Regions from separate parts of the Homo sapiens genome. Here region 2 is linked to region 1. A link is a loop called in an ENCODE intact Hi-C map of the cell type or tissue named here. Cell type or tissue: B cell. All regions are shown on one strand. Each heading gives the region's core, and the rest is flanking DNA. Links, peaks and the distances in the headings are about the cores only.

Region 1 (10,358 bases), core at 1,666-9,665:
CAAATCCACTTAATTTATAGCTATTTTTAGTAACATTTATGTGTTATAGTAAATGAGATATGCAAAAGTACTCTAAACCAGGGTTTCTCAACCTCAGCACAATTGACATTTTGGATCAGATAATTTTTTGCTGTGAGAGACCTGCACATTGTGGGATGTATATCCCTGGCCTCTATCCACTAGAGGCCAACAGCACTGCCTACCCAGTTGTGACGACCCCATATGTCTCTAAACAACCACTACTTTAAAACTATATAGTCCCACAAAGTGCACAGAATCATCATTGAAAATATTTACTATTACAAACATATTTTGATTCCACTTCAAAAGTGACACTTTTGTTAAGGAAAATACATCTTATGTTAAATGTAATCATTATCTTTTAAAGAGAATTTTAGAGTGAAGGGGTAAATCTTTGCACGTACTCACATTGAGTTCTAGAACTATCCCGAGGCAATCAATCAGCAATGACACAAGCGTGGCTACAGTGATGACCATCACTGTTACAACAATGTGGAAAACCGATGAAAGATTCCCACCAAAAAACACATTGGCAATTACCTGCCGAATAAACAGATTATTTTGAGAGGGACTTTTAAAGGCATGCAGGATTTATTGAGGGAGTATTTTACAATAGTATTTAGGAATATATAAAATACTACCAACAAGGCTATTAATCAAATCTTAAGTCACTAGGAATGTTCTATATTTTCCAAATTACTTACATACAGACACACATATCAATAACAAGTATTCTTTGTTGAACTATTAGTCAGTGGATTATATTACAGACCTATAGTGTGGCATACCGATGTTTCAATACATGTATCTTTCAAGTACAGGAGAGACTTTGGAAAGTTATCTTATCCTTCTTTCTTGAGTCCAATAGGTTACTACTAAAACAAACTAAACATGCTATTTAGATTATTTGCATGGCCTCTAAGAAGTAGCTGTCACATTTCCCTTATTAATACTGGATGTGTAATATCCTTTACTAACAGGAAATTAATTCTGCATTAACTAATTCCTATTTGTTATAATTTAAGTCTATTTTATCTTGCCTTTCCTCAACAAAAATGGGCAAGAGTTCATCACCATTTTTCATGACTACTCAGATCAGGAAAGCAATAAAAAATTACTGACTTAATGTGTCCCATATTATGATATGGTTTGCAAAGATAAAATGTCAGGGAAATGATTCCTATTCTCAGGAATTAATTTTTGGAGGCATACAACGAAACTTAAAAAAGCAAGTAGAGATCAATTTATAACAGGACAAAAAAGATCAAGGAGAATTTAGGACTAGAAGGAGCTTTAGGTATCTAGAGCCGTCTCCTTACAGTAATCTCCTTTACAGCATCCCTGAAATATGCTTGACCTACCTTGGTTTGAGGTAGGGCTTGAAACATGCACAGGATTTGGAGCAGAATTATAGGCTGAGACAAGAGCGTGAAAAAGAGCAAAGAGGTAATAACAGGAACAATACCTATGGAGGATAAAGAGAAGATAGTCTGAATAAGTAGTGACCCTGTGCAAAAGAACAGTGAGACAAAGAGTTGGAAATAACAGAAGGTCAGATATTGAGGTATCATAAAGAAGCCATCTCTCTAAGCTGTGCTGCCTGGATATGCAACATCTCCCATGTGTCACATACTGCCATGACTTTGCTAATAATTTAATGGTGATATTAATAACATAAGTTGTAATGTCTCTCCAAGTATTATCTTATTTAAGATCCATTCTTACAGATGCCTCTATGATATAATTGTGAGAGTGAAAAATCACTTAGTGAGGCAGGTAGTAAGAGATATTTGTTAAGGGTAGACAGCCTTTTTAGTGCTTTTATGAATTGAAACAGTTTGATTATATTTTTGTCAGTCATACATTTGTGTGTGTACCTGTGTGTGTGTGCAGAATGAAGAGTAAGAGAAGGGAAAGTTATAGACACCATTCTTCTGCTGAGTATTTGCTATTGTGGCAGAGATCTTGATTCAGTTCTATCTTCCTGCCACAGCAGCTAGAAAGGAAACTCAAGTTTCAAGTACTAAACACAGAAGTTGTGCAGGTGAAGTGACTCAGATCGTCTGCAGGCAGGCAGTTTACTAGCAACCACGTGAGAATGCACCATCTGTTCTTACTTGCTGATCTAGAGATTAGATTTGAACCTACGTACTGAGCAGAAGCTAAAATAATACCATGTCCTGCATCTGACAATAGCTAGTAAAGTTTCGAAAGGCTCTTAAATTTAAAAAAAAATTAGTTCAGTCTATTTCTCCTTTATAGTCAAGGTAGAGAACTGGCCTGTGAGTTATACATGTGTGAGGGAGAGAAGTGCTAGTTGTAAAGGACATACACAGTGCTAAACATTTCCCTCTTCTGTTTCCCCGTGCAGTCAGTTCCTTATCCCTGGGACTGACTTAAAGTAAGCCCTGGCTTGCCTCAAGAAGCCTGCTGATTATTTAGTGTATTTAAAGCTCTGTAGATATTTCACTTATCTCATTAGACCCTTTCACATGGTGCACTGTATAAACAGCCTCTAGGAACAGATCCTATGACTGAGCCCTTTTCAGTGTGGTCCCTGAAAGACCCACTGTGAAGCAAGATCATGTTTTACTGCCGACTGGTACAGTGGATTTTTAGCTGACAGCATAAGGGATTCCTGACAGGCCATGTTATCCAATTTTACACCAAAAGAATGAATTCTCTTTCAGATAATATTTCTCTACAAATACAAGTGGAATATATAACCCAATTTAGAGCTGACTTTGACAATACAATATATTTATATGTAAATAATATCCTATATATTTGTTATTATTTATATTATTAGTTTATGTTATGTATAGTTGTAAATATACACGTCTACATGTATAAATACATAAATAAAATGTATCTGTAAAACTAAAAGTTTCAGTTGAATTTTGGTTCTCCATGGAATATAAGATATTTTAGTTTTTAAAAAATAACAAAACCAGTTAGAATCTGTAGATTCTACAGTGCCTTTAATACATGTTGACTGATAAAACATCTAAGCAAAAAGACAGTTTTGTAAAACATGTTTTAAACCTTGATACTTAATTTCTTTGTAAGAATGCCTTAAAAGCAACAACTTTAGTTTGGCTGTCGCAAAAGGCTGGCAGTCACTTTGGAATGCAGTTGTATAAATATTTGTGCTCACAGAAATATAAGCCAAATCTACCAAACCTAATTTTCAAACCGAACTTTTGAAAAATTGTCTTGTAAACATCTGAATATAAATTCATCTTTAAACTCTGACATTTTAGAGTCAAAAAAGAAAATTTTACAAATTATACCATTTGTCATGCCCTTGGGAATTTGCCAAACTGTATTATTTATAAATCTTCCTAAATTAAATGTGGCAGAGAGATCACCTGGGTAAAGCGTTGGGAAGGAACCGCGCTTACCTCTCTTGTCACAAAGCATTCCATAGGGTATGTCAAAATGACAGTGACACCATAACAAAATCTTCCAAATGTTACCAGGTCATCATTTCTGCAGTAATTTTCAAATAAGTCCCCTAGATAGTAATATAAAATAAGTTTATTTACTAGATACTAAATGTTTGAGATAACTATCTAATAAATTAAATATTAGATATTACAGTTATGCATCACCTAATGGCCCACATATATGATTACAATGCTGTATTTTTACTATATATTTTTCTATGTTTAGATACATAAATACTTTCCATTCTGCTACAGTTGCCTACAGAATTCAGTACAGAAACATGCTGTAGAGGTTTATAGCCTAGGAGCAATAAGCTATAGCATATAGCCTAGGTGTGTAATAGGTGCTACCATCTAGATTTGTGTACGTATACTCTGTGATGTTTGCACAATGAGGAAATCACCTAACAATGCATTTCTCAGAATGTTTCCCTGTCATTAAGCAACACATGACTTATAAGTGAATCTCCATAAACTTCATTTCATTTAATTAAGAGAATAGATGACCAGGTCTAAATAAAAGTTTTTGAATTCAATAACTATGTAGTTATTCACTGATTTAAACCAGTACATGCTACATGTGAAGATAAATCCATCACTGATAGTTTTTCTCTTATTATTTGTTTTTGGTAGATTTGCTGCCAATTTGTACTGACTTCTGAAAAATACTTTATCCATTGTCTTCTTACATCAGAATCAACTCCCTAAATTCTTCAGCACTGGCTTTGTAAACTGGTTTCTGGTCTTTGTTTCTGGTGAGTAAGTGACTTCATTATTTTTTAAAAATGTCTGTTAAAAATAAACAAATTTCCTTTTGAAATGCTATTCTTAGATCAAGAACAATCCTGAAAGGAAGAGTAAACCAGTACATCTGGGGAGCTGAATTTCCTGTGTATCATGCTATAGGGTTTCATCCCAACCTTGGGGCCACAGCGAGAAATTCCAAACATATGTTACCTTTCATGGCACCTCATGAGCCCAAGTGTAAATGCACTGATTCAAAACTGTGAAAATATGGCTATGTCCCAGAAAGAACATTAAATTTAATAAGTTCCAGACTAGATGATGGACTAAATATACCTTGAAACAATTCTTATTTAGAGACTATATTTCTCAACTGTCTATGAAGAAATACAGGGATCTAACTAGGGCACAGATGTCATGTCATCAAAAAACAATTACCTACAACTGTACAGTAGTCCATGGAAGAAATAAAAAAAATAAAAATATAACAATGACTAATGCCGAAACAGAGTACTTGGGCTTGCTGATTTTCTGTATATAACGTGCTTAAATGTTAAAATTGTGGTAACCTTTTTAAAATTAAACTTAATTGAAAATTAAATTTTTTTAAGATCAATACTCAATACTACACCATTTAAAAAGAAGAAAAGCTATAATACCTCTGTACTGTTTTTTTCATTACAAAGCTGAATATCCTAAATAATTTGCCTCTTCCCAAGATTTACTTTAAGTGGCTCTCACCCCTCCCCCCATCAACTAGAACAAATCTACATTACTTTAGAACATCCCTTTTGGGCAGGAGGGGATTAAAACACAAAGTAAGGTGGCAGAAACCTGCTTCAAGGTTGACTGAAAAGATTCCAGCACTCTAAGAAAAAAGGACTGAAGTTCCCCGTTCACTAACCTCCACTAAAAAAATGAGCCCTATTGTCTTTTCGAAAGTCACTAGAAATGTCGAGGAGAATCTAGAGTTCCCACCGCCTCTCAAGCTGAAATTTATCTACTGAAAGAGGTTAGAAAAGAAGAATGCAGTATGCACAAATTAGACTAGATTTACCTAAGGAGAGGTGGCCTGGAGAAACAATGTCAGCTTATTGCAGCCTGAATCTAAGTTGTATTTTAAAGAATTACAGCTAGGGGGAAAACGGCATTAAAAACCTGTCAGCTTTGTTTTATAAAGATTTAATTATATCTGAGCAATTACCACTGATAAAAACTCCAGGAAGATGTAACTAACAAAAAAGGTTATGTCTTACAGAAAAGGCATTTAAAAACCAAGGTCCTGTACAGACCAGAGCCCATAGGCCATTTGCATTGGCAAACTATGTAGCAATAGTGATACATAGAAATGCTTTGGAACACAATTCTTATCAGAAGTTTCAAGGTCACTTTGTTACTGCACTCTAGTGGCACAGGCATGTATTATATTTTTGACTGCATTTGAATTTTGTTAATCATTATTTTTTGAAGCCATCTTTCTTCATTTCTTGAGAAATATTTGCCTAAAGTCATAGTGATCTGTAACCTCTGTTCAGAATAAGGCAGCCATCCTCCCAAGAGCACCCAGGTTTTCAGAAAACTAAGCTAATGGGAGCTAGAGGCAAAGGGACAACTTTCAGAGGGTCATGGTTGACCAAAACAGGGCAGGCAGAAAGAGGATGGAAAGAAAACTGAACTTAAGAGTCAGAAGACTTGTTTTCTGGTTTGTCATCAGCCAGCATGAGCAAGTTACTTCACCTCTTTGTGTTTTAATCAGGGGGTAAAACTAGTTATTCCACTTCCCTTCAAAGGGTTGTCTGAAGGTCAATGAGATAATAGACCTGCAAGAGCTGTGAAATATGTAAATCACAGCCTACTGCTGGACTGCCCTGACTACTACACTACACTGATGATTGAATGTAAGGGTCAAGGGAAGTAGAAGAGAGGACTGCTCAGTTGCTGGGCCTGGGTGAATGCAAAAAAAGAGAGAAATATCTTTGGAGGGAGGAAGAAAAGGTCTGGTTTTAAGGGAAACATGATGTTTTGTGATTAAGACAAATATAGAACAACTGAGTAGAAACGTCCTACAGGCAGCAGGTTGGAGACAAAAAGAAAGGTCTGGGTTAGAATTAAAACAATGAAAGTACCGGGAAATTTTTTTGAGAGAAGAGAAAACAATATGCTTGAGCCCGTTATCTGGGTGGTGTGGGATGGAGTGGAGTGGGGGATTAGAGAGGGTAAAGAAAAAGAAAACAGAAAAAAAATTAACAGAGAGAAAGAATAACAATGATAATATAATAATACTCTTTCCTCTAAGGGAGGAAAATTTGAGCAAAGAAAGGAAGTTCAGTATTGTTAAGTGATTCAGAGAGATTCGGGAGAATCCAAATCGAAGCTATTTGCTCTGAAGATTGGGAGGCCACTGGTACCTTTGAAAATGAAGCTGCAGTGGAGGAAAGCCAAAAATCATGTGCTAGGAAGTGACAGTGTGTGGAAGGAGAGAGTATGGGCTACAGAACTAAATTGAGCAGTTTAAAAAGGTAAAAACTAGGAAACAGACAGCAGGGGGGCAGGAGGGTAGAGAGAATGGGTGGAAGAGAGTAATCTTTGAAATAGAACACTGGGCATACCTGTAACAATAATGAGTAGAACATTCGGTATACCTGTACCAATGCACATGAACACTATAACTGAATCTCTCATTTTACCTTGGGTGAAGCCAGTAAATGTCAAGTATCCACATGTAGCAAAGAATATACAGATAAATACAGAAATCACGATGGACATATGGATAAGGCGGGACCACTTAGCTACTGTGGGTTCTTCTAGAGAACTGTAAACTAAGAAGGAGTTATGGTGGCAAATAAATGCTGCAATACAAAAAAAAAGAGCATTATTAAATCAAGCACCAGGGTTTTCTTTTTTAGTTCTGAAATTCAGAGATATATACTACTTTAGATGCCAATGAACTGAAGTTTAAACATACAACTTTATTAATATGTCAGAAAATAATTTTTCTAATAGTTCTAGAAATGAGACCATTCATTCACATCAGGCTTATGTGGTCTTTTCATGTTACTCTTGATATAAACCAGGCCAGTCCAACATTCTCTCTCATTTTCCTTTTCCTAATGACCCTTCCCATCTGAAGGAAATCTTTTTCCCATCGTTTTCATCCTGTGGCTTCCTTTGCCATTTGGGACATAATAAAGGGTTTGAAGAAGTCCATAACACTTGCTAGCCTTCCAAGTTAAGAAACAAGATGACTGTAATGAGTTTCTGCATGAGAAATAGATTTCTCCAAATTGAAGCAAATTTTAGTGATGAGTGAGAAAAGTTTGAGCCTAATTTTATATTGGCACAAACTAGATCATATGCTGCTAATAGGAAGTCTAAAACTTAGGACATCTGCTATCCAGACATAAATATGAAACACAGCACTTTTTCATGGAACAGAGAACTCCACATTGAGAAAGGGCCTTTGAAACCAAATACTCACCAAAAGACATAACCCCGACCGCTTGAATGGCATTGGGCTTTGCAAATACCCAAGCGTCTTCTGTTTTTGGTCTAGAAGAAAAATCAGTTAACTTGATAAATTGTTAAATAAATACAAGCATCAGTATATCAGATAACAAGAAATGGTATCACAAATATAAACTGAGTGTCTTTAAGCCAGAAATTAATAAGGGGCTCCCATTAATCTTGTGTAATCATGAATAAATTTCCCAGGAGCATGAGTGTTATCTCTTAACCCCAGTCCTCTAAAATGTATGTCAAATACTTGGACAAATTCTATTTTTACATATGTAAAATATCCAGACTATGTAATTTTGTGAATTTGTTTATTTGCTCATCAATTTAACAGACAGCATTGATTATGCACCTACCAGTTCAGCTACCTTTTGAGGGAGATACAAAAATTAACAATGCCCAGTTACTGCTGTTCATTCCGCTCTTATTTTTTTCAGGCTTAACCTACCCAAGAAAAATTTAGTCAGCACTAAAATTTATTGAGAGAGGTAAACATGAACTAATACTAATTGAGGATGTACTATCTTCTAGAAACTCTACTGTGTTATCTCATTTAATTTTCAAAATAACACTTAAGTATTATTATCACCATTTAACACATGAAGAAAATCAAGCTCTGGATGGTGATATAACTTGCCAAGCTTCCACAAATAATTAGTGAAGAAGTTGAGATTTATCTTCCTGGTTTATTCACTCCCATGTTTTTTCCAGGCAGAACCATCTGACAGTGGCCTCAAATTCCCAACTGTAGATGTATTTCTCAAGGGAATTTTGGAAATATATGCACTTTAAACAGCTTGAAACAGGCTACATCCTAGTGGAATTAAAATATTTGATATTGGCAGTGATAGGTCTACCTGGCTAACACATCATGAATAATGATGAACAGCAGAGGCTCTAAGGTCAGTTAGCTTAAATTGTTCTTCTGGCCTCCTTCCACTTATTAGCTGTGTGATTTTAGGCAAGTTACAGGACCTCTCTGTGCTTCAATTTCAACATTTATAAACTGGGGATAATTGTAGTATCTAACTCATTAAGTGACTGTGTAGATTAAATGAGATAAAATATGTAAAACTTCTGGAAGAGAGTTTATCACATAGCACATGTTCAATAAACAGTTATTAGTATTAATGTTATTATCCAGCATTATTAATAAAGGCAGCAAAAAGTCTAAAAGTATGGCCAACTTCCCTGGGAAGGGAAGGCTTGAGTAAGACTCAAAACAATGCATGAAGAATGGAACAGGGATATTCCTAGGAAGCATGAAAAGGCGCTGGGTATTTTCAATAAAAAACAGAAATTCTAAAGATGAAGACCCATCTATTTCATAAGTTTGTTTATTCATCCTCTATGTAAAGAAGGTACATACAAAAAAATCTTGTTTGTTGTCCACACTTTGTGGGATTTATGCATTATATCATCCTTTTTCCCATATATGAAACGAGCAGTTACAGACACAAAGAAACTTCACAGAAAGGCAGGCCTGCAAGAGAGGCCACAGATTGTTATAAGACTTGCTCCAATTCCCAGTTTTGGGAGTGGGAACTACTGCCACCTGCTGCCTCCACTACTCTAAAAGCAGTCGACATTAAAAGCAGCATACCTGTTAAATTCCAATGTTAATGTGGAAAAAATACATATTTTGTACATGATCCTTAGAAAATGATTTCAGTCAGGCAGCACTAACAGTTGTAGAAACTTGAGGATTCTCTAACTTTGCAATATGCTTTAAATGGTATGCTTTCCCTCTTATGGTTTTTGCACTTGGAAAATATTCACCCTTACTCCCCAACCCTAGTACAGATTGTGGTGGTGTCCTACTTTTTAAATCTTATATTAGTAATAAAATGTAGAAGTTTCATTTTCATTTTTTCTCTTCCATTTAAATTTTTTCCCTGGGTCCATATGGTTCCTTGGGTATATTCCCGGAGTGTGAAACAATACCTAGAGATAATTTTGGATTTTCTCTGTTCATCATAATGATGATGATTTTATAAGATGGAAAGTGCCAAAAAAGATGTTACAGATAGGAAAATGCATATGTCTAAATCTAGGGAAAGAGAAGGAAACAGATATTGAATATGGCTTTCCAATCATTTATAAAATAGCCTAGGATTGAGTTCCAGATACAATCAGTTGTACAGGAAAAAAAAAAAAGAGAGAGAAGAAAGTTCTCGGGTATATTTTATGAGATTGCTGAAACTTTGATACTCAACCTGGATGGAAACATAAAGTTATAGACCTTTTGACTTTAAACTGTAAATGCTGAAATATGAAATCAAATGCCATCAAGCAATTTATAAGATAAGGAATTATGACTACGAATATTTTTTCAATAAATGCAAGGGGAGTTTAATAACAAAATATTAATATAATCAATATTTATTAATAGCTGTTATATTAATAGATATTGGTGTAATTTACCACATTAACAGATTAATGAAGGAAAGAAGCTTATGACCATTTCAAAATATATAGAAAAGCATACAACTCAGTATTTATTTTGAAAAACATGGTGAGCAAACTAATAATAAAATAGAACTTCCTTTACTGGATAAGGAATGTCCACCAAATCCTATAGCAAATGGCATATTTAAAAGTGAAAAGTTAGAAATACTCTACTTAAGGGAT
Region 2 (10,358 bases), core at 1,190-9,189, 350 kb before region 1:
TACAGCTCTTTGAAAGTTTATCATCTAACCACAGTAAAATTATAAAAGAGCTTATAATGTTTCAATATTTTTCTTTATTATTTTTAATAGATAGGCAATGTACTAATAGATAGGCAATGTACTAATATTTCATGAGAAATATTTTTATATCAGGGTCAGAGTAGTCCTGAATTTTTACATTCTTATAAATAAGAAACACAGTGTCCTAAGATAACAAGAGACATTTTTAGATATCTTGAATTAAGCAACTCAGTAGTTCCCTTGAAAGAAAAGGAATGGGAAGCAATGTAGTCATTATTACTTATTCCAAATCTCTAATTGTGTTTTTAAAATTTTGCATTTTAAAAATAAAGACTGCTCCAAAAGACCCTAACAGCTCAAGAATATCCACTGCTTTCTTATTGCTATCCTGTATTATTTTGCTAGCTGTCAAATATTTACTAAGAGAAAAACAGTATATAGTTTTGAGAAATCAGGTTGCAAGAAAAGCCTCCAATCCTCTCCACTTGCGAGGGATAGTCAAAAACACATTTTCCTTGAGCATGAACAGTACATGTTAAATTAGTTATAAGACATTACTTAAAACAGATACTGTCACCAATATCAGAATTACAAGGATTGACACAAACAGGTTTATTCCACATCCTTGTACCCCCTTTCACTTTATTCCCTACAATCCTGTCCTCTGACTCCAATCCTACATTTTTTTCTGTTTCTTGAAAAAGTCATGCTCCTTCTCAACACAGGGCCCTTGCACATGCTACTGCTTGTGCTTAGAACACGGTTTCCCTACCCTCTACTTTTTCTGCTCCCTCATATCTTAGGATAAACCATTATTTCTGGGAGGAAGCTTCCAAAGACCCTCCAGCTTAGGTCCAGGCCCTTTGTTGCAAGCATGCAAGTGTGCAACTATAATTACTACGTGTTGCCCTTCACCATAAGAACGATGTATGACATCAGGGACCACTGTTTTCTCCTCTTTATATCCCCAGCAGTGAGCAAAATGTGGGGCACACAGCGACAGTCAAAACGATTCCTTCAGTGATGAAAGAAACCATCATGTACACCCCTGTATGAGACAGTATTAGTGAATTCCAAAATGGTAGTGTTGACACCTCACGGAGTTTGAAAACCTCTATGGGAGAAAAGACACATGTGAACCAAAGAGAAAATTTAGGCAAATTTTCATGAAACTTATGGACTGAACAAAGGTGGCTTAGGTGACTGCTGAGAGCCATTTCATATCTGGGATTCTGAAAGAATAAGGAAAGAAGGTAAGAAAACACCTGTGTGGGACAAACATGAGCAAACATACTGAGGAAGAAAGGAGTGAACAATACTCAGGAAAGAATAACCAGACCACACTAAATGGAGAGCAGAAGGGCTAAGTTATGAGGACAGGGAGTAAGCATGGGTGCCAGGCAGCCTGAGGAGGGGGTGCCTTCACCCGGTACTGTGGTACACTGGTTTCCATCAGTGCAAACTAGCCAGGGGCCACCACAATAGGAAATGCTTTTCAAGATACACAAGTGATGGGTAGCTTTTTAAAAAGTTGGCAACGTAGAAATAATTCTTAAAAATTAAATGTTATTTAATAATAAAAATGACAGTTTTACATGAATATGATTACAAAGTGGTAAGAGAATCAGGATAAATATCCACATGATGACTTAATCACTTAGGAAAGGGTTCAGCTACAATAACAGAAAGTCATTCCTACCTACAATGGGTTAGCCAGATTGAGGTTGACTTCCTTCTCACATTTGAAACCAGGGCAGGCAGCTCAGGATTTGGTGAGGCAGTTCCATCAAGTCACCCCTGACCAAGGCTCTTTCTGTCCTTTCACAATCTTTGAGGTATAGCTCTTATCATTAAGGTCGCAAGATGGATCATCTCCACACCAGCTCTGTAAAAACCCAGCCCTGGTATAGATTTGTATGATATTACATTTCTGCAGTAAATTATAGGGTCATGCCTGGCTAAAGAGATTCAGAAATAGAGAATTTGTGTTCCTGGGGATCCACAGAGAGCTTCCAGGAGTCCTGGATATGAATTCAAAATCCACAGATGATGTTTTATGATGCATTAATTTCCCATCCAGCAACAGGCTAAAGAGTAGTGGTCTCACTACTGGAAATGCCCTAAACTTGGCACAGAAGGGAAGTTAGCACTGTCACACCAGATAGCCTGGGGCACTGACACTGCAGCAGCATGCCGCATCTAGGGTTCCAACCAAGAGAAAAAAAGCCTGCAGGCAAGAAGAGGCTCAGGACATCTCCTTAAAGCCCCTCCATTCACCTTTATCCTCCTACTCTATTATTTACCTTTTCTGCTCTCCTTGTCTCAGGCCAAGAGCCATGAAGAGTACTCATTCTTTGGGCCTCCTTTCTTCCTATTAGGTAGAAAGAAGGACTCCAACTCAAGTGGGGGTTCAATTTGACAAAGAGAAATTCAAGCCCTTTCAGTTGGCTCTGTTATGTGGCAGAAAAAAAGATAAAAGAAACTGCTCCAATTTCATTATAAAAGAAAGCAAACATTAACAACTAAGTTAGAAAATATCCTAAGTTATCACATACAGACACACACACACAGACACACATGTTAAGACCTAAATCCAATATGAATAATAAAGAGGTTCAAATCACAAATCCCACACTAAAGTTTCCGATGATTTCATCAAAGCTGTGTTCTCTGAAGTTTCAGTGTTTTTAATACTCATGCAATTCCTGCTAAGATGCCAGGGCTAATTCATCTTTGAAACAAGAAAACCTCTGCAAGTGCTAATGCTAATTCATATTTAAAGCAGAATACCACTGGCCATGCTTATGTTGGACACAATGTTATTTCAGGATCTCATTTCAGTTTTTAAGCAATAGTTTATTCCCAGAACAGCCATAAGACATGTCTAAGTGAAAAAGTTAAAAATTGATTCACACAGTGAGAAAGAAGAACAAGTAGTAGGGCAGAGGTGGAATAAGTGTTTAGAAGAGAGGGAAAACGTGAGGTGGAGAAAGATACTGTTTGCTAGAGCCCAAGACACATCAGACTTTATTGCAATTATTGAGTTGTCTGGCATCAATTGAAGCCCTTTTAGGAACTACCTTATTTCCTTGATTTTTTAAAAGCACATTTTTTTCACATTTAACTTCTCTGAAACCTGGATGTAACTTACCCTTAATGGTATGTTATAGTTTTATTGGAAGTATATAAAATAATGATGCTTCTTACAACTTAAAGTGCCATACAATCAATAAAATATGCTATGTTCAACCTTCCCAGGACATTTGGGGGTATTATTTCATAAACTTATAATAGTGTACAAAACATCACTTTCTAGATCCTAACATTCCCATGCAGTAACAAACACTGGGAACAACTGATGTATACCCATTTTGTAATTTTACTTTTCCTTCATTTTTCTAAATATTTATTTATTTACTTTTCTTATTTTATTTTATTTTTCCATGAGTTATTGGGGTACAGGTGGTATTTGGTTACATGAATAAGTTCCTTAGTGGTGATTTGTGAGATTTTGGTGCACCCGTCACCTGAGCAGCATATACTGCACCATTTGTAGTCTTTTATCCCTTGCCTGCTCCCTCTTTCCCCCCAAGTCCCCGAAGTCCATTGTATCATTCTTATGCCTTTGCATCTTCATAGCTTAGCTCTCACATATTAGTGAGAACATATGATGTTTGATTTTTTATTCCCGAGTCACTTCACTTAGAATAATAGTCTCCAATTTCATCCAGGTTGCTACAAATGCCATTACTGCATTCCTCTTTATGGCTGAGTAGTATTCCATCATATAAATATACCAGTTTGTTTACCCACTCGTTGACTGATGGGCATTTGGGTTGGTTACACGATTTTGCCATTGTGGATTGTGCTGCTGTAAACATGAATGTGCAAGTATCTTTTCGTATAATGACTTATTTTCCTCTGGGTAGATACCCAGAAGTGGGATTGCTGGGTCAAATGGTAGTTCTACTTTTAGTTATTAAAGGAATCTCCATACTGTTTTCCATAGTGGTTGTACTAGTTTACATTTTTCTAAATATTTATTTTACATCAGTGAAAGACATGCATAGAGCACAGTGTTGTAAAAGAAATGGAATCTATACTGTTTAGAATCATAAAATACTAAAGGTTAGAAGGGTTCCTGGAGAACATCCACTGAAATCCTCCCATTTCACAAATGAAAAAGCTGAAGCTGGAGTCTTGACCTGCTCAAGGACCTCCAAATGGTCACCAGCTGAGCCAGCCACAGAACCCCATTTCTGGCTCCCACCTGATGCTGTATTCTTACCATTCTGTTCGTCCAGTATTTAGGCTGCTTTAAGCTGCTGCTTCTACATGACATCTTGGATAAAAGTATTAGATAAATAAACACTAGAACATAATTAGATGTATACATACATATATCCCAAAGCACCTAGCTTTTTGAGTGTCAAAAAAAGACTATTTTTCTTCATTTTGTTTTGTTTTTTCACTTTTCATAGCTTCTCGCCAGAATAATTGCAAATACTGAAGTAGCCAGCAGAGGGAGTCTTTATTTCTCAGTTTGTGCAAATAGAGAAAATATCATGTTTCGAAAACTGCAACCTTGTTAAAACTATGGGGTTTCTGTTTGATACAATCACAAGCTTGTGACAAAGTTAATATCTATTTTTTCAGAATTAGTAAATATTTGAATTTTTAAGATAAATGATTTCTACATATTAAACATTAATAAGAAGGATTGGGGGGGCATATGTATATATACATATGTGTCACCTCACCAGGAACCTTTCCTGGAACTCAAACTTGGAGTTTTCGCTGGGATTTCGAACAGTTATATCAAATTTTTTCTTCAAATATTGATAAAACTACCCAAGATAATTTCAGTTTTCAAACTGCAAAATAATAATTCCTGGTATTTTCCCAAACAAAGCCTGAATGTATACGTTCAAATATGCATGTCTGATTAGGAGGCTTTCTGACAATGCTGTTCTTGCCAAAACAAATTTTGAATTCCTCTTTGAGAATTATCATAATAGCAAGCATTATTAATATCCTACAGGGGTAGAAAATCCTTATCCTTTCTAGGGGTTTAGAATCTGAAATTACCAAAAGTCTTGCTTCTTTTTTTTCCTGCCAAAAAAGAGATTATTATTTTTAATATTTGGCTTAGAGTTCTGGGGCACAGCCATGAGAGCCAGCCCTACAGACCGCCCCAAGCAGTAGTCTGAGACCGTTCATTAGCCCAGCTATTTTTAATCAGCCTTCACTGCCAAATGTGGAACATGCAGTACAGTGTGCAAAATCATGATGCCCAGCAACTGTACTCATGGGGGTTCAGCCCAGGTGTTCACAGTGGACAGGGGATCCTGGAATCTGCTGTGATCAGATCTCAGACCCCAAACTTATTATTAGCCATGAGTTTTAGACTCCTCATACTGTAAAATGGGCAAAATGCTGGCAAACTGATAGCACTCAACTAATGTTAGCAATTATTATTATAAAATTTTGAAAGCAAAATAAGGCATTTCTGAATAAGTCCCAAGAGACCCCTACAGTCCTGTTGAGCTCTAAGAAACTCTGACCTGATGGTTGAATCACTATGTCTTTGAGGCAAAACTGAGTGCACAGCAAGGAAAAGTAACTAGGAGAGCAAAAGGCAGATTGGCAGAAAAGGTGAGATTCGTCCCATGAAAAGACTACAGGTGAGAGGACAAATTACTGCAGCTACACGGTGATGAGTAGCTATGCAGTACATGTGCCCAGGCAATTCTGAGGGACAGCCTCCTGTGCTAGGTGGAGCAGAGGCCCGGACCTCTGTCCCACCTCTGTCATTTATGAGCGAGGTGCTTTGGCCAAGACACTTAACTCTCTAAGCCAATTTTCCTCATCCAAAAATGGGTTTGGCCACCAAGCTTTTAGGGTTCTTATGAGGGTTAAAGTGAATGTGTAATCAATGCTGAACATGTTGTAGCTGCTATTTTTTATTGTTCTTTGTGAAGGGCAATACTCTGTGTGAAGGGTATACCAAATTGCCCACTGCAGCAAGTTGGAGCTAGATAAAGGTAATGAAAAGGCCTGAGCATTACAGCTTTTCATCCCAAAAGATGAGAAACTTGGCAAAAATTAAAGAAAAGCAACAGAGACAAATATTAGGAAGGAAATAGCAGGTCAGTATCTAAAGAGCTCAATCTTGCCTTTACAAAAATTGTTTTTATCCAACTAATTGGTAATTAGATACCAACTTTGTGCCTTCTATGTGCTGGGCATTGGGGTTCAATGATGATCAAAAGTAACAAGTTCTCACCATCATACAGCTAAGGTTCTATTAATAGTAACACCACTTGCCTACTGAAGCAACGTCTTAATACTAGACCTACTTTTATCCCTTTCAAATATACAACCCAGAAGTCCCCGTCTAATACTCCTTAGGACACTGAAAGGAGGAGTAATTAACCACCTATCTTGTATTTAAATCTACGTTCCCAAAGATTTTAAAAAATATATTCATCAGCGTATATAGTTGGATTCATTTTTTTTAATTCAAATTAGAGACCTTCTAAAGTTACAGAAAGGAAAGCAGTGGGAGCAAGCATTTGAAAGATATATTGTCTTTCTCTCCCTGGCTGAAATCTATGAAGAAAAACCACTTTTTGTTTGACTCACTTTCTACTATGAAATCTTTGGATAACCACTTTAGGAGAATAGGGCACGGAAAGTTTAAATTCTCAGTCACAGGGAAATTTAAACTGTTTATGAAACTAGTAAAACATGCCATTTCACAGGTGGGGAAAAAGGGAAATTCATATTTGTTAGACTTCTACTATGTGTGAAATGCTTCTAAATATTTATTCTGTTGAATCCTCACAACTGTTCTGTGAGGAAGCATCATCATCCCCAAGATAGAGAAACTGATTCTCAGAGGGTTTTGAAAGAATGCTCCCAAAGCCAGGGCACTGGAGAGTGATGAAGCTGAACTCAAACTCTGGGTTTCCTGGCTCTAAAGCATACATATAATCTGCTACAACACACTTCCTAAAAACTCACTTCTCAGGAAAAGAAACATTTCACTAAAATGCAAATACCATTCATCTGTGTGACACCCTTCCTGGTTGAGTATGCAACTAAGTTACTCTGTACAAAAGTAAAAAGGGCAGGAGAAATATCAAGGTTTAGCAAGAATGAGAACTCTGGATAAAAAGCAGTAACAATGCCCACTACCACTTCACTATCACCTTCCAAGCAAGTCCACCATCTAAACTAAGACCACCATCCATGGCCTTCCACGACCCTCTTCTGCACAGGAAATCTGCTCTCTCCCCACTTATTACCATACCTACAATCCCTATACAAGTAATAGAATATTATTTGCTCAAAAAGCATAGCTACATTTCATATCTGGCACCAGAATAACAAAAATCCCAGACAAATATTTACTAAATGTCTAATATGTCCAAGGCACTTGTAGAGGAGATGGCGAGTTACCCACCAATATCCACCCTTCCTCTCTTCCTTCCTGATGAATCCTGATTCTGGTGAGGAGGGCAGTGTGCTACACTCCAGGCCCGCATTTCCTGACTCCTCTTGTATCCAGAGTTGGCCAACAAGATGTAAGCAGAAACTCCTGGTTACTCCACAATGGCACGTTAACTGGTATAAAACTCACGAGCCTGTTCTTGGTCCTTCACATTCTCTGTGCAAAGACTGTAAACAGGATGACTGGAAATTTACATTTATCTTTCCATAAAAGGAAAAAGGACCCACACTAGAGAAGAAATAATAGAAAGCGAGAAGGAGTTCAGTTGCCTGAGGACATTGTGGGGCTGCAACATTAGCTTTGGACTTATCCTTGTAAAGTGAAAGAAAAATAAATCTCTTTTCCTCCTTAATCCACAGTCCTTTGTGTTTTTTGGTTACATGAAATTACATTCTGCCCATAAATGACAAAACATTTTAAAGATTTCTTCCTTTAAAATACTAAGATCTAGTTGTAAGACCAAAAATCAAAAGACAACTTTTGGAAACCAAATGGTGGTCCAAGATATACAAAAATAAACAAGATAGAGCAACTGAAAGTCATATTGTACACACCTATGGACGGCAATATGACTTAAATATTATTTAAAAGGTAATAATAAAATTGATGTTACAGGGCTGTAGTGGTTGAATTGACAAATGAGTAATAAAGGTGGGTCCACTGATACTAAATCAAGGCACCTTGAAGATAAAGGTGAAGCAAAAGAGTCTTAGAAGGCTTTAGGATGAGAACACAGCCTGAGCCGACACTTAGGCAATAGACAGCATTTGGGAAAGCAAATGAGCCTGGTGTTGTCTATAGGCTGCAGAGCACAATTCTGGGAGCAGAAGTGCAGATATACAGATTTTAAAAGCCGTTTGAAGCCCAAGGAGGCAAACGATATGCTGCAGTGAAGGCTTCAAGGGAAGCTGGGCAGGCTGAGGGCCAGGCAGGCCCTGGAGCATGGCAAATGCTAAGGAAGCCTGGACTGATTTTGTGCATGTTTAAAAGATTCTGGGAAAAATAGTGATGTGATGATGTGTTCTTTCCTCCACTAAATCACTTTTAGAAAATCATAGCAATTAGTCTAATTGTATGAGGAAAGAAATGATTATAACATGAACTATTCTCTTATATGAATGGGGAATTAGATCTTCTCATAAATGGCATTGCTCCGTATTACACTCATGAATTTACAATTTTCAAAAGGATTTGAATCTTAAAAAAATATATGTCATTAAAAGTATCCCTTTTTTTCTCTGAGATTTCAGAAGATACTTCAGGATCTTGTGTGCTTATGAACATCTCCTGTAATTGTAGCATGGATGAAGAATGCAAAAATGTTTGCAAACATAACTTAAAAACAATGTTGGCTGGGCACGGTGGCTCATGTCTGTAATCCCAGCACTTTGGGAGGCCGAGGTGGGCAGATCACAAGGTCAGGAGATGGAGACCATCATGGCTAACATGGTGAAACCCCTTCTCTAGTAAAAATACAAAAATTTAGCTAGGTGTGGTGGCACACGCCTGTAGTCCCAGCTACTGAGGAGGCTGAGGCAGGAGAATCGTTCGAACCCAGGAGGCAGAGGTTGCAGTGAGCCAAGATGGCGCCACTGCACTCCAGCCTGGGTGACAGAGCAAGACTCAATCTCAAAAAACAAACAAATAAACAAACAAACAAAAAATGTTAATCTGATAGAGACATGAAATATGCCTGACCCACCGAATCAGGATATGGATGTAAGGCCTTCTGACCTGGTAGTGTTTCCATAAAAGAATGTGAATTTTATATTATACTTAGTTTATACTTTACAATACTTGAGCCTTATGTTAACTCTCCGGGACCTTAAAATGTTTTCTTTATGTAATGTGCCAATCTGGAGTTCCAGGTATAAACTGTCTTTCTATCACACACTCACACACACACACACACACACACACTTGGCTGCTTACAATTGCTTTCTGAATAAAATGTTTTCTATGCTAGAGCATAAGGGAGTTGGTGGAGGTGCAGAGGAAGATGAAAGGATTTGCCTAAGCTAATTCCAGACTTGAATGGCAATTATACCCACCATAAGGCAATTTCATTTCCATATTAATTTCAGGAGGTAACACGTATCTAGGAGAAGCATACTGGAAGTCACAAGATCTAGATTCTATTTCTAGCTCTGCCACTGACCTTCTGGGTGACCTTGCATAAGTCACTCAACACCCAAGAGACTCAGTCTTCTCATTTGAAAAAGTAAAAAGCTACAACCTAGTGATGATCTGAGAAAAATGCGATGAGGTAAAAGATTCATTCACAATGTTTGCTGAGGATGTGATCGTTTCTGAAGCACATGAGGAACGTTCTTCACCAGAACCTTAATTCACTTAAATCAGAGAAATCAGATCCTAATAGAATTTGGAAGTGAACATTTTCTTTCCAATTTACTTGATAGAGAATCTACCAAAATACCTTTCTTCTCAAAGATCAAGGCGTACTTTCTCTGCTACAAAATAGATCTATACCACATGAAGGGCCATGTTTAAAATTCAAGTTCCTAAGCACTACCAGAGACACTTACAGCCACTTGGATCAGACACACTACCTGATAAGAAAATTACTCCCTATTGCTACGGAGCATTTTCAGAATGCTCTCAGCCTTTTAAATGATTAGGATTCCATTTGATAAATTATTTGTCAAGGGCCACTCATTCAGGATGAGTGAACTTTACACCAAACCTGTGGAAAAAGCACCTGCCTTCATGGGAAAATAAGTTGCTCCCCAAATTCTCTGAGAAATGCTTGTACTGATTTATAAGATCATTTAAAATTATGGCATATATGGAAAATAAATTA

Evidence for each region. A loop is a pair of places that touch in the nucleus more often than their neighbours do. Peaks named below come from ENCODE experiments on the same cell type or tissue, not always from the same donor. Only the 100,000 strongest peaks of a DNase experiment are listed, where the experiment ranks them.
Region 2: it touches region 1 in a loop (4-fold over the local background); 10 of 110 quality-filtered maps call a loop at or near these places.

What each region holds. Positions count from the first base shown.
Region 1 is chr2:164,908,211-164,918,568 of GRCh38, forward strand. It overlaps SLC38A11 (solute carrier family 38 member 11), which reads right to left. Exons shown (of 12, transcript NM_001351537.2): 8 at 7,693-7,763; 9 at 6,902-7,063; 10 at 3,426-3,538; 11 at 430-561. Among named protein-coding and RNA genes, the nearest start is that of SLC38A11, 42 kb to the right of the region's middle. RefSeq lists an enhancer at 4,734-5,250. In B cell, for the core only: CTCF peaks have their summits at 5,600 (motif pointing left) and 5,802; DNase peaks (open chromatin) are centred at 2,051 and 5,601; H3K4me3 peaks cover 505 bases; H3K27ac peaks cover 2,213 bases.
Region 2 is chr2:164,555,847-164,566,204 of GRCh38, forward strand. The region is part of intron 2 of GRB14 (growth factor receptor bound protein 14); the gene reads right to left. Among named protein-coding and RNA genes, the nearest start is that of GRB14, 60 kb to the right of the region's middle. In B cell, for the core only: CTCF peaks have their summits at 4,554 (motif pointing right) and 4,754; no DNase peak of the experiment used is centred there.